2 separate regions of the Homo sapiens genome follow, and region 1 is linked to region 2. A link is an interaction called in ENCODE POLR2A ChIA-PET data of the cell type or tissue named here. Cell type or tissue: CD4-positive, alpha-beta T cell. All regions are shown on one strand. Each heading gives the region's core, and the rest is flanking DNA. Links, peaks and the distances in the headings are about the cores only.

Region 1 (6,815 bases), core at 3,174-5,673, 120 kb before region 2:
AATTATTTTTAGGTTTTTTTTGGATACAGAGTCTTGCTCTGTCACCCAGGCTGGAGTGCAGTGGCGTGATGTTGGCTTAGTACAGCCTCCACCTCCTGGGCTCAAGTGGTCCTCCTGCCTCAGCCTCTTGAGTAGCTGGGACTACAGGTGCATACCACCACGCCTAGCTAATTTTTTGTATTTTTAGTAGAGACGGGGTTTCACCGTGTTAGCCAGGATCGTCTCGATCTCCTGACCTCGTGATCCGCCCGCCTCGGCCTCCCAAAGTGCTGGGATTACAGGCGTGAGCCACTGGGCCCAGCCCCACAGATACATTTTTAAATCCCTGTAACTGCAAAAATAAATAAATCTTTAACACAACACAGCAGCTGTCACCATGCCTATCTTCCCACTTTAAACAACTGGGACACTGGGCAGTAAATGGGGCACGGCTTTCACAGAGCGAACGATGAACACACGAGCGGTGCGGGGCTGAGGCCCCTCAGAGAAGGTCCTCGCGAGATGGGCCCACTCGCCGCCCGGCTTCTCTCCACAGGCCATTCCGGATCCCCGCAGGGACGGCAAACCACGCAGAGCACGGTGGTCTTGCTGTGACGAGGAGATGAAGGTTGGAGTTTGGAGAAGCTGAAGTGGCTGAAATGGGCTTTATGAGGCAGAGGGGCAGAGAGGAGGGGAACCTGGGATCTGTGCAGGGATCCCCTAGAAGCTGTGGCTGACAGCCACATGCAAATACACAGGAGAAGCCAACACCGGCTGGGCCAAGAGCAACTCGTGGGAACGAAGCAGCCAGCACGGGGCTCCACGTGCGCTGATTCCCAGAGCTCGTCAGGGCGGCCGGCGGAGCATCCTTGGAGCTCTCGCTCCAGGGCACGCAGTGGGGTCTGGGAGTCATAGTGCTGAGTCAGCCCTGGTGAAAAGGCTTCTCTAGACCTGCCCCACCTGCCCTCGCACTGATTTTAAACAAGTCTCAAATGGGTCAAGCTGCCATGTAAATACTTAACTGCAGCCAAACAAAAAACAGCACAGCCAAAACCAGATGCTCGCCAACATCATATTCACCATGTCTGACATCCAGTGAAAACTTACCAGATGGGCAAGGAAGTAGAAAAAAATGTAGCTCTCTCCAGTAGAAAAATCAGCCCATAGAAACAGACTCAGAAATAAAGATATGATGGAATTAGCAGATAAATACATTTAAGCAGCTATTACAAATAAGTTCAGAGATTTAAAGGCAACCGTGCACATAATGAGGAGAGAAATTAAATGTATAAAAAAGTCTAAATATTGTAATATGTGCTGTTTTCTTTCAGTGAATGGAAGAGTTTAACGAAGAAGGAACATTGGAATCAAGAGTTGAGAACATAAGCCAGGCGGGGTGGCTCACGCCTGTCATCCCAGCACTTTGGGAGGCCAAGGCAGGTGGATCACCTGAAGTCAGGAGTTCAAGACCAGCCTGGCCAACATGGTGAAACCCTGTCTCTACTAAAAATACAAAAATTAGCCAGGCGTGGTGGCGCATGCCTGTAATCCCAGCTACTCTAGAGGCTGACACAGGAGAACTGCTTGTACCCAGGAGGTGGAGGTTGTAGTGAGCTGAGATTGCGCCACTGCACTCCAGCCTGGGTGACAGAGTGAGACTCCATCTCAAAAAAAAAAGAAAAAAAGTTGAGAACATTATCACAGCATGTTTTTTTTCTTCTGCATTAGTTCATATTATGAGGGTTTTCTACATACACAAGTAATAGGTAAATCTAAATGTGCTTTCTTGAAGATACATGATGTTTTATTTCAGTCAATGGAAGTATTTAACAAAAAAAAAAAAGAATGCTGGAAGGAAGAGCTAAGAACGTTATTACAACATGTTTCTTTCAGCATTGGTACTTTTCCTTTTTTTTTTTTTGAGACCCAGTCTCGCTCTGTTGCCCAGGCTGAAGTGCAGTAGCACCATCTCGGCTCACTGCAGCCTCCGCCTCCTGGGTTCAAGTGATTCTCCTGCCTCAGCCCCCCGAGTAGCTGGGATTACAGGCGTGTGACACCACACCGGGATAATTTTTGTATTTTTAGTAGAGATGGGGTTTTACCATGTTGTCCAGGCTGGTCTCAAACTCCTGACCTCAGGTGATCTGCCAGCCTTGGCCTCCCAAAGTGCTGGGATTATAGATGTGAGCCACCGCGCCCGGCCCACCAAACATTTATTTATATTTTATTTTTTATTTGTTTATTCATTTTTTTGAGACAGAATCTCACTCTGCTGCCCAGGCTGGAATGCAGTGGCACGATCTGGGCTCACCAAAACCTCCGCCTCCTGGGTTCAAGTGATTCTCCCACCTCAGCCTCTGGAGTATCTGGGACTACAGGCGTGAGCCACCATGCCTGGCTAATTTTTGTATTTTTAGTAGAGACGGGGTTTTACCATGTTGGCCAGGCTGGTCTCGAACTCCTGACCTCAAGTGATCTGACAGCCTTGGCCTCCCAAAGTGCTGGGATGACAGGCGTGAGCCATCACACCCGGCCCACCAAACACTTTTAAACCATCAGAACTCACTTACTATCATAAGCACAGCATCGGGGAAACCGCCCCCATGAGCCAATCACCTCCCATCAGGGTCCTCCCTTGACACATGGGGATTACAATTTGAGATTAGATTTGGGGGGGGACATAGAGCCAAATGATATCATACAGCATACACATTCATCAAAATTCATCAAGTGTAGAGTTAAAATGGATGAGTTTAGCATATGTATTCTGTAATAAAGTTGACTTGAATGTGTATGGGAAATAGAATGCTATCTTTGTTCAAGGAAGTGTTCGCCCCAACGGATAAGAAACACATGAGGACATGAACAATCAGACAAGACAGACGAGGAGATTCTTTGTTTTTGTTTTCCTTTTTGCAGAGATGGGGTCTCACTATGTTAACCAGGCTGGTCTCCAACTCCTGGGTTCCAGCAATCCTCCTGCTTCTGCCTCCCTAAGTGCTGGGATTATAGGTGTGAGCCACCACGCTTGGCAAGAGGAGATTCTTAGTGCAGAATCAAGCAGGAGCACCTTTATGGCTCTTATTACAGACTGAGAAACACCATCCTCTGGCCATGCTCCCTCCAGCAGGCGGCCCCTTCTGCATGTCTTCCCACACCACCCCTGCGTGACCAGACATTCTATCTGTCTTGTTCACTGTCTTTCTCCCCCAAGAAAATGTGAGGCCAGGGACTCAATCTGTTCAGTTTTGAATCCTTAGTACCTACAACAGCACCTGCCCATAGGAGACCCTCAATGGAAACATCTGCCTGGGGACAGTTACCTTTCAATGTCCTGCTGGGATCGGGCCACCTGTGCCTTGAGCTTCACCTCTTCTTCCTGCAGCGTCTGAATCTGAAGGTCTCTGGAGACCATCTCCTTAGATAGTTGAGCAATTTGAGCATCCCAGGCAGATTTTACAGTTGATGCATCTTCACGAAGTCTAAACATAGAAGGGAAACTATGTAGATGTGGTTCTCACTCACTAAAGTTGTCTCTTACACAGCACCCCCCAGCAAATACACATGCGCGCGCGCGCGCGCACACACACACACACACACACACACACACACACACACACACACACACACACAGCTCTCGAGCTGAAACTTCCTGGCCTAGATGATGAAGATGGTTCCGCACAGGAAGAATTAAGCATCCGTCCACCCAACTACCTCCATGCATGCATGCATCCCACCAACCCAGATTCCAGCTAAGCTCCTGCAGCACACCAGGCCATGTGCCAGGTTCTTGGTGGGCGGAAGGTGAGGCATGACATGCCTCCCATGCCCACAGAGCCCACAGTCATGAGGTAGCAACACCTCTGACCAAGTCACCCTCATGTCCTCGCCATGCCTAGCACAGCACCCCACGTGCAGAGACATTCAGCACATTTTCAAGTTGCATGGTAAAATAAGGTTCTACAGAACCCACTAAATAACCTTAACAGCAGGATGCCTCTGGGAGAATTACCCAAAATGGAATAAATTTCCCAAGAAAATGTTCGGGACAATATCTAGAGCTGTTAACTCAGGTAGCCACAGTACTAACCTAGGCAAGATGATACCTGCCCACTTGCATGGGCGTAGCCCTGTTTCCCTAAGAGATGGGAAGACGGCCCACAAGAGCAACTGTAGCATCACACACGACAGACCTTCAGATGCTCCTGTGCTGATGAACTTCCAACTGACAGTGAGAAGCAGAGGGTGAGCTGGCTGCCCCCACAGAGGCCACCCCTTGTCACGAGGGGTTAAACCTAGCATGAGTGGTGCACTCAAGCCTGGTATTATATAGAATGGAAAAAAAGCCACCCTGCCAACAGTTTTGGACACATATTTTAGGACAGCTGAAAAGAGACACCATCAAAGGCATCAACGTTTCCAGCCATCTCTGGCAATGTGGGCTGACACAGAATGTGTGTTTGGACTCCTTCCACGCTTTGCGTGGGTACTGAAGAAACAGACTCACCAACGGCCTCTGGTGCTCTGGGAAGCAGCTTTATCCCTGGACCATGAGCCACCTAATTATGAGGGCCAGCCCCACTCCCAGCATCAGGATGGTGATGTGACTCTGCCTGGGGCCTCCTGGACAGTCTCCCCTGATGCACAGTCTCAGGTGTAGATCAATGGGCACGGCTGCTGAGCCCTCACTGCAGGGACAGAGGACACCACGGCCACGAGCGGGAGTGCACTGCTCACCACAAGAGCGTAAATGCTTTTTGTGAGAAGCCAAGGTGGAAGGATCACCTGAGCCCAGGAGGTCGAGGCTCCAGTGAGCCATGATCGCACTGCTGCTTTCCAGTCTTCTCTTTCTTCTGCGTAATGGGATGGTTAAAATAAAAAAGAAGGCTGGGCATGGTGGCTCATGCCTGTAATGCCAGCACTTTGGGAGGCCGAGGCAGGCAGACTGCTTGAGGTCCCAGAGCTCGAAACCAGCCTGGGCAACATGACTAAACCCTGTCTCTACTCAAAATACAAAAATTAGCCGGGTGTGGTGGCACGCACCTGTAGTCCCAGCTACCTGGGAGGCTGAGGGGGGTGGATCACCTGAGCCCAGGAGGTGTAGGCTGCAGTGAACCGAGATCACGCCACTGCACTCCAGCCTGGGTGACAGAGTGAGACCTTGTCACAAAAAAAAAAAGGAAGAAAAAAATGCTTTCCTGTTAATCCTACAGGTTTTCTCTGTAGTTCCAAACTCCAAACCAGCACAAAACTGCTGAAAAACCTATTAAGAACTACAAAGCTGGCCAGGCACGGTGGCTCATGCCTATAATCCCAGCACTTTGGGAGGCTGAGATGGGAGGATCACTTAAGTCCAGGAGTTTGAGACCATCCTGGGCAACATGGGGAGACCCCATCTCTACTTCATTTTAAGAAAGAAAAAAAGGAACTGAAATAAATATGGCTGTCACTTATTTCTATTTTTTTAGTTAAAAAATTATTTTTTTAGAGACAGAGTCTTGCTCTGCCTCCTGAGTAGCTAGGACTATAGGTGAGCACCACCGTACCTGTCTAACTTTTCTTTGGGTAGACATAGGGTCTTGTTTCGTTGCCCAGGCTCAAGTGATCCTCCTGCCTCAGCCTCCCAAAGTGCTGGGATTAGAGGTGTGAGCCACTGTGCCTAGCCGAGGTCATCATTTAATGCCAGCTCATACTTGGGATCATGGGATCCGAATGATAGCTGAACTCCCCAGAAGTAAAAGAGGAAAGATACAAGCTTTAGAATGTAGAAGTCTGTTTCTTACTACCAAAATAATACTGCATATGTGTAGTAATAATTCTCAATGAGCAAAGAGTATTTACGGACAGAAAACGAAAAGACATTCAAGAACAACATTTAGCTTAAGACTGCAACGGGGGGCCAAGGTTAGGCGCACAGGAGTGGTGACGCCCAGTCACCTCGGCCGCACTACATGGAAAATGGAAGCACCTGCGGCCCCTCTCACCCCGTATACCGACCACAGAGGTCGCCCCGCACACCGACCGCAGAGGCTTTAGGTGCCTCCCATGCATGGCGTCTTCAACCACTCTGCTTGAATCTGACTGATCAAACAACAACACAGCATGCTGAATCTAGAGAAACTATCCTGAATAAGCCCTTAACTTCCTGGTACTGTGTAGTTCTAAGAGCCATTTCCCCCTTAAACAGAAATACAATTTGTCAGAGAATTCTCTATCGGTGGTGGCTCATGCCTATAATCCCAGCACTTTGGGAGGTCAGTGTGGGAGGATCACTTGGGTCCAGGAGTTGGAAACCAGTTTAGGCAACATGGAGAAACCTCGTTTCTACAAAAAATACAAAAATTAGCTGAGCATGGTGGTGCACACCTGTGGTTCCAGCTACTGCGGAGGCTGAGGCGGGAGGATCACTTGAGCCCATGAGGTCAAGGCTACAGCAAGCCGTGATCGCACCACTGCACTCCAGCCTAGACAACAGAGTAAGACCCTGTCTCAAAAAAAGAAAAAGAGGCCGGGGGCGGTGGCTCACACCTGTAATCCCAGCACTTTGGGAGGCCGAGGCAGGGGGATCACAAAGTCAGGAGATGGAGACCATCTTGGCCAATGTGGTGAAACCCCGTCTCTACTAAAATACAAAAAATTAGCCGGGCATAGTGGTATATGCCCGTAATGCCAGCTACTTGGGAGGCTGAGGCAGGAGAATCGCTTGAACCCGGGAAGTGGAGGTTGCGGTGAGCTAAGATTGCACCACTGCACTCCAGCCTCGGTAACAGAGCCAGACTCCATCTCAAAAAAAAAAAAAAAAAAAGTCAAGATGAAAGAAAAGAAAAAGAAGAAAT
Region 2 (6,815 bases), core at 1,597-4,096:
GTCAGAGGTTTCAGTGAGCTGAGATCATGCCATTGCAGTCCAGCCTGGCGACAGAGCGAGACTCCATCTCAAAAAAAAAACAAATCCCATACTCTGGGCTTCCTAACCCTGGACTCTCCCCAAAGCATGCAGAACGTGTGGGATGTACATTTCTCTGTGAGAGGGCGACAGCCCTGGGGGGACCTTCCCATTGGTCCATGACTGCCCAGCCGACTGGGAATTCACCTTGAGGTGCCCTGGCGGGGAGGGGGGCTCCATCTCTTGTCAAAAGTCTCTGCTACCTCTGGGCCTCAGTTTCCCCACCTGTTAGCCCAACTCCCTTCCAGGCCAGGAAGCGCTGGCAGGCGGTCTCCCACCCACGCCCCGTCCCGCCACCAGAGGGCAGGCAGTCCTTCTCGGCTGGGGCCAGCCCGGCGCAGCTGGCATTTCTCCTGCAGGATGCCATGGCCCACCGAGCTGGGAGGCCACATGCTGGAGCCGCCTGCGGGCAGTAGAGGCCTCAGAGGCAGGCCCAACCCGGGTCAGGGCAGGCCGGGGCTGGCCCAGAAGATTTCAGCAGAGAGGAGGGGTTCCAGATGGGCCTCGGGGGAGGTGTGCAGGGCGTGTGTGAAGAAAGCTGCCCCCTGGGACTCTCTCTTGCCCCCGGACGTGGAGAAGCCTCAGGCCCCACAAACCCAGATGTACCCAGAAAGGAGGTCCGGGTGGCACTGAGGTGCCAGGCTGATGGGGGAGGTCCGGGTGGCACTGAGGTGCCAGGCTGATGGGCCGAGGTGGGGAAAGGGCCAGGAGGGGTGAGCTGGGCAGGAGGGGGACCACTGAAGTGCATCCCTGGGGACCCCAGGCCACAGTGCCCTGGATGGCTGGGTGGGCAGTCGGGTTCAGCCCAGACACCAGGGAGCAGGGCCGGAGGGCACAGCAGCGCAGGCTGAGCTGAGGGCTCTCCCTGGGAGGAGGGAGAAGGTGACGCGGGCTTTCTCATCAGGGTGTTGAGGGCAGGGGCAGGGGTGGCTCATGATGGTGGGAAAGGGGCAGGGGCCTTGGAGCCCTGGGTTGGTGTGGAGAGAGGGCCCAGGCAGGGGTCCCAGCGTGCTTGAAAGCCAGCCCTGGGGTGCACACAATGTCCTTCCTGGCAGCTATGGGGACAATGTGACTGGCCACTTCGTCCGTCTTAAGGCCCCCCACTGTGCTGTCTCAAGGCCCCCCGCATGGAGTTTGGTGACCAGGACCAGGGGGTGCATGTCCTTGCTGGGGCCCCAGAGCTGGTCCCGGAGATGGCAGGAGTGCAGGGGCTTCTGGGGTGGACCCCTGCTCTCTGGCCCATGGTCCCCTAGCCCGGCAAGTGACAGCCCTCAGCAGGGAGGTTGGGGCCCACGGAGCTGGGAGAGCAGCAGGGGGCCTGTGCAGACTAGCCCGGTCCCCAGCCACCACCCCCAGGTGTGGGAAAGGCAGGCGCCTGGGGGATCTGAGGTTTCGGTCCTGCCCCGCTGAGGGTGTGGGAGGAACGGTAGAGGACTCTGAGGGTCAAGGCGGTCTCTCCTGGGAGTGCCAGGGAGGGCCTGTATCCTCTCACATCTGGGTGAGAAGGGGGCTACCCCACACGCCCTGTACTCCCTTTGCAGTCCTCTGTCTCCCCCACAGGGACCCCAGTTTCTGGGCCCCCCCTCACTGCTCTTCCTGGACCCCTCTTGTCTTCAAGGAGGGGTTGGGTGGGGCTGGCTCGCTGGGAAGCTAAGCAGCAGCTGGCACTGGGCCTCCGCTGCAGGTAGGAAGTGGTGTCTGCGCTGGTGGGAACGCGGTTTACCCGCCCACACAGGCTGCTCGGCCCTTTCTCCGAGTGTGAGGTGTGCTTGGGGAGGCCGGCGGCCGAGTGGCCAGGCCCAAGGCCTTAAAGAGAAGTGGGTCTCTTCGGCTTCCCAGGCTGGGACTTTGAAGACCAGAAAACGTGAAATTAGGACCCGCCACAAGGAGAGGGAGTTGGAAAAGCCCAGGTCCCTTTGCAGATCACCCCCTTGTACTGAGGTTTCTGAAGCTCGGGGTGAGGGCGGATGCAGGGAGCGGGGCAGCCTGGTCCCAGAGCCCGGGGTCTCAGCCAGGCAGGATCGGCAGTGACCATCTCCTGGTGCCGCCCCGGGACCTGGCTGCCAGCTGCTGCTCCTGGGAGGGAGACTGGGGAGGGTGAGGGGATGCAGCCCCCGACCTGAGCAAAACCACTTCCATGGGGCTTGGGGCCCCTCCCCAGAGAAGCCCTCTTCCAAGTCACCACCAGCGTACGGACCCAGGAGGCCTGAGGCAGGCGGGGCGTCCTCCGTCTGGGTGACCCTCTCCCGGCCTGCATTATGGGGCTGGGAGCGGCTGGGCCCAAAGCTGAAGGCGGTCTTTCGGGTGCTGAGCCTTTAGCAGGGCTGGGAAGTTCCATCCTTCATGACAGAGGCCGTCAGGGGCTGCTGGGGTAGAAACCCAGGCAGGGGTCTTATTAGGACAGGCAGTCCTGTCATGGATGGAGGAGTCCCAGGTAGCTAGGGCGCCTGCTGGAGGCCCCAGGCCAGGGGTGGGCGGTGGTTTGGAGCCCTGCTCCGGGGGTGAATTCTGTGGCAGAAGAGAGACAGAGGCAGGATGCCGCCTCCGCGACCACTGTGAGAATCAGGGAGCTCAGCCCCCAGCGGTCAGCCCCGGCCCGAGTCTCAGCTTGAGCTTGCTGAGCAGCTGGGGGCGTGGGTCTGGCCGGCTCCGCACCTCTACACCGCGGCTTTCCCTCCATGGCCACGGATGGCCAGGCACTCCAGCCTTGGAGCCAGGCCTTCTGCTCCAGCCTCTGGGAGCCATTTCCCAAATCCCACAGCAGCCCCCAGTCTGTGGGTAAGGAAGGAAAGGGGCAGCTGTGTGGCCAGCACCCACAGCGTCCTCACCCTCCCCCGGTTTCTGGCATCTTCCTCCGTGGTCTAGGGCGGACTTTGATCTTCAACTCAGGAAGCACCAAGAGTTCGTGCACAGGACGGCGCAGGCTGTTGCCCCAGAAGCTAGGGGAGGGGTACCCACTGTGTGGTCTCACGGTGTGGAGCACCTGGGGTAGGCAGGCTGAGCGTGGGAACGGCCCTGGCCATTTGCGGTGGCCCTGGCCTCTGGTGCCTGTGTCCCTGTGTCGGGGGGCACCGCGTCCTGTGGGTCTTTGCACCGCACTGAGCCCCTCCTCCACCCTGCACAGCTTCTGAAGAGCTCATCCAGCTGTGGCCACAGGCCCTGGTGGCGACTCCCCACTTCTGTGGGGCAGGGGAGGTTGAGGTCTCTCCGGAGGGGACCTCTCCTTCTCCATCATTGTTACCTGGGGCAGGCGAGTGCCCTTCAGACCTCGCTGTCCTGACCGGGGCCACCTCCTCCTGGCTCAGGCTTGGTTTTATTCAAGGAGAGGCTGGGTCTCCCTGGCTCCCTGTGAGCCCAAGAAGATTAAATGCATTAAACAATGGGGTGAAGCTGATGGCTTGAACCTGAGGGAGAGGCGGATGTGCTCGGGGGGCACCTGAGGAGCCCCAGGCCCAGGGGTGTCTCCAAGCAGGCCAGCCACCTGCCACAGCCTGGAGACCGGGAGGCTCGAGGGTCCCGGAGGCTGCCCACCGGATGCAGGGCAGCTTGAGAGTCTCAGCGGGACAGCAGCTCCCGGCCCGGCGGCCGCCCATCAGTCAGCCCACCCCACTGTCCTTCACCACTCCAGCAAGTGGAGGGGCTGAGGGGGCCCCTGGGGCTGGGGGTGGGAAGGAGAAGGAGCCCTGGGGGAGAGGGGCTTGTCGGGCGAGAGAAGGGGAGGGGAGTGGAGGGGAGGCGAGGAAGGGAGGAGAGAGGAGCAGATGCGACCTGGCCCTGTCACGGGGAGGCTAGGGCCCCTCTACAAGGCTCCCGCCCTTCTTCCAGCTGCCCTCTGAGGCCCTCTGGCCTCTGAGCACCAAGAGCCCCAGGCTCCCCGCCTCCAGGCTGCTGGGTTCTGGCCGACCCACCCTGGTGGGAGCCGACTCATGTTCTCCCTGCTGACTCTGCGAGCCTGGAGGTGGCCCGGCCCCATCCATCCCCTCCCCTCCCCCTGCTCCCCACCCCTCCGCTCCTTGCCCCCTTATCTCCTTCCCTCTCCCTCCTCCCTTCCTCTCTTCCCCATGTCCAACGCCAGCTCCCGGGCCCCACTCCAGCTGCCCAGGCCACAGTGATTCCCTGTCCTGTCTTCTGAGGCCATTTTCCCAACAGCATTGGCTGAGGCAGGAGGATCACTTGAGCCCAGGAGGTGGAGGCTGCAGTGAGCTGTGATCGCGCCACTGCGCTCCAGCCCAGGCAACAGAAAGAGACCCTGTCTCAAAAAAAAAAAAAAAAGAAAAGAAAAAGAAAAAGAAAAAGTTGACTGAGTGTAAAAGTCACTTATTCTGAGGAACAAGAACCTACTCCTGGCTCCAGCTTTGCTCCTAACCTGGCATTTGGTTTTGAGGATGTTACTCAGGCCCGGAGCTCCCATTGCCACTCAACTGGGCATCCTCGTGCCTGGGGAGGCCCAGCACTGGCTCTAGGGAAAACGGGACATGTGGAAGGCTGGGGGCTGGAAATTCCTGCCATGGGGCTCGGGGGTGGTCTCAGTCCTGCCCCTGAGTTCCCGGTCGACCCTTGGAGAAGCTGCGGCAGATGGGATCTCTGACATGGGATCCGTGCTGGCGCCCTCCCTCCTGCAACACAGAACTAACAACCCCACCTTCAGGGCCTTTGATGCTGCGCACACACCACCGGCTCCGCGAGGCAGCCTGTCTGGCTGGACCTCGCTGAGGCCTGTTCACCCTGAAGCACCTGACCACAGACCTCAGCCCTCTTAAGGCCCTGGAGGGGGCCTGGCAATGTCCTCACCCGGCTGGGGTTGTATACAATTTGCTCAAGCTGTTTTGACAGCAGTTGGTCCAGACTGCCGTCTCCTCTGGCATCAGGTGCCCGGAGCAGTTCTGGGGCCCAGCTGAGGGACACTGAGCTGGGGTGTTTAGCTGGGCTTAGCTTAGTGGGGTATGTTGATGGCTGTGCAGTTGCTCCGAGACTGAGGATGTTGTTTCCAGCTGTCTGAGAGAGGGATGTTGCCCTGGATTGAATGGTGTCCCCTGAAATCCGTGTCCGCCTGGAACCTCTGAACAGGGCCTTATTTGGAGACAGGGTCTTGGCAGATGTCATCCAGTTGAGGTTACTGGATGGCCCTGAATCCCACGCGGCTGGTGTCCTGATGTGAAGAGAGAAACCACAGGCCTGGGAGAAGGCCACGTGACGATGGAGGCAGAGACTGGAGCGGCGCAGGCACAAGCCGGGAACGCCAGGGCCGCCGGCAGCCCCAGGAGCTGGGAGAGGCCTGGAGCCCGTTCTCCCTCAGAGCCTCTGGAGGGAAACAAATGATGTCACGACACTGTGGCCACCTGAAGAGGCGGCCAGAGAGCAGGCAGCAAGACGAAGCAGCAAAAATACAAGTGATCCACTCTGCTGAGTGACTGCTCCCCCCGACCCTCTGCGCTGCCCTGCATGCGGGCTTCCGTTACCACACCGTGTGTGAGCCCCCAGAGGCAGCTTCCTGCCTGTCTGTGTGGTCAAGTATGGTTATCTTTGGGTGTGGAGGAATTAAGAATTTTTATTCTCTTTTTCTTCTTTTTTTTTTTGAGACAGGGCCTTGCTCTGTCACCCAGGCTGGAGTGCAGTGGCACAATCTCGGCTCACTGCAACTTCAAACCCTGGGCTCAAGATATCCCCCTGCCTCAGCCTCCCGAGTAGCTGGGATTACAGGCACTCGTCACCACGCCCAGTTAATTTTTGTATTTTTTGTAGAGACTGGGTTTCGCCATGTTGCCCAGGCTGGTCTGGAGCTCCTGGGCTCAAGTGATCCACTCACCCCGGCCTCCCAAAGTGCTGAGATGACAGGCGTGAGCCACCGCGCCCGGCCTCGTTCTCATTTTCTTGCTTAGTTCCTGATGACAGTAAATGAGCATTTAAACAAGGTTTCATGTACACTGATGCTAGTGTCTGTTTTCTGTTTCACAAGCGTAGAGGTCCATGTTAACTAATTCATGACTTAGATCTGAAGGAGCACATTAAAAGCTTGGGCTTAAATGGGTGATGTATCTGGTTTTCTCTGTGGCTATATCATTCCTGGTTTGCATGTTTTGTCTTTATTTTTAGTTTCACCTGTGTTCATACTGGTTATATCTTATTCTATTGTTCCATTTTGTCAGAACATAAGATTGATGACTTTTGTTTTCTTCTGGTTCCTATCTGCCTCATAAGTTTTCTATCCTTTTATTTCCAACCTATTGGTGTCCTTTTGTTTAAAGTGTGTTTACAGGTGTGGTGGCTCATGTTTGTAATCATTGCACTTTGGGAGGCTGAGATGGGAGGGTCACTTGAGGCCAGGAGTTTGAGATCAGCCTGGGCAACACAGTGAGACCCGTCTCTACAAATAATTCAGAATAATTAACTGGGTGTGGTGGTGCACACCTGTAGTCTCAGCTACTCAAGAGGCTAAGGGAGGAGGATTGCGTAAGCCTGAGAGGTGGAGGCTGCACAGAGCTGTGATCGAGCCACTGCACATCAGCCTGGGTGACAGAGTGGGACCTTGTCTCAAAAAAAAAAGGAGAAAGAAAGAAAGAAAAGAAAAGAAAAGAAAAGAAGCCGGGCGCGGTGGCTCATGCCTGTAATCCCAGCACTTTGGGAGGCCGAGGCAGGTGGATCACGAGGTCAGGAGATAGAGACCATCCTGGCTAACACAGTGAAACCTCGTCTCTACTAAAAATACAAAAAATTAGCCGGGCGTGGTGGCGGGCGCC

Evidence for each region. Peaks named below come from ENCODE experiments on the same cell type or tissue, not always from the same donor. Only the 100,000 strongest peaks of a DNase experiment are listed, where the experiment ranks them.
Region 1: POLR2A ChIA-PET joins it to region 2 with 5 read pairs; 2 of 35 experiments call an interaction of 5 or more read pairs at or near these places.

The regions. Positions count from the first base shown.
Region 1 is chr17:82,180,472-82,187,286 of GRCh38, forward strand. It overlaps CCDC57 (coiled-coil domain containing 57), which reads right to left. Exons shown (of 19, transcript NM_001394669.1): 8 at 3,303-3,461. Among named protein-coding and RNA genes, the nearest start is that of CCDC57, 29 kb to the right of the region's middle. RefSeq lists enhancers at 1-177, 178-1,144. In CD4-positive, alpha-beta T cell, for the core only: no CTCF peak of the experiment used is centred there; no DNase peak of the experiment used is centred there.
Region 2 is chr17:82,300,593-82,307,407 of GRCh38, forward strand. No RefSeq gene overlaps it. Among named protein-coding and RNA genes, the nearest start is that of LINC01970, 11 kb to the left of the region's middle. RefSeq lists enhancers at 146-215, 416-495, 506-555, 1,586-1,705, 2,793-3,293 and 2 more. In CD4-positive, alpha-beta T cell, for the core only: no CTCF peak of the experiment used is centred there; DNase peaks (open chromatin) are centred at 1,769, 2,279 and 2,989; H3K4me3 peaks cover 1,872 bases; H3K27ac peaks cover 1,398 bases.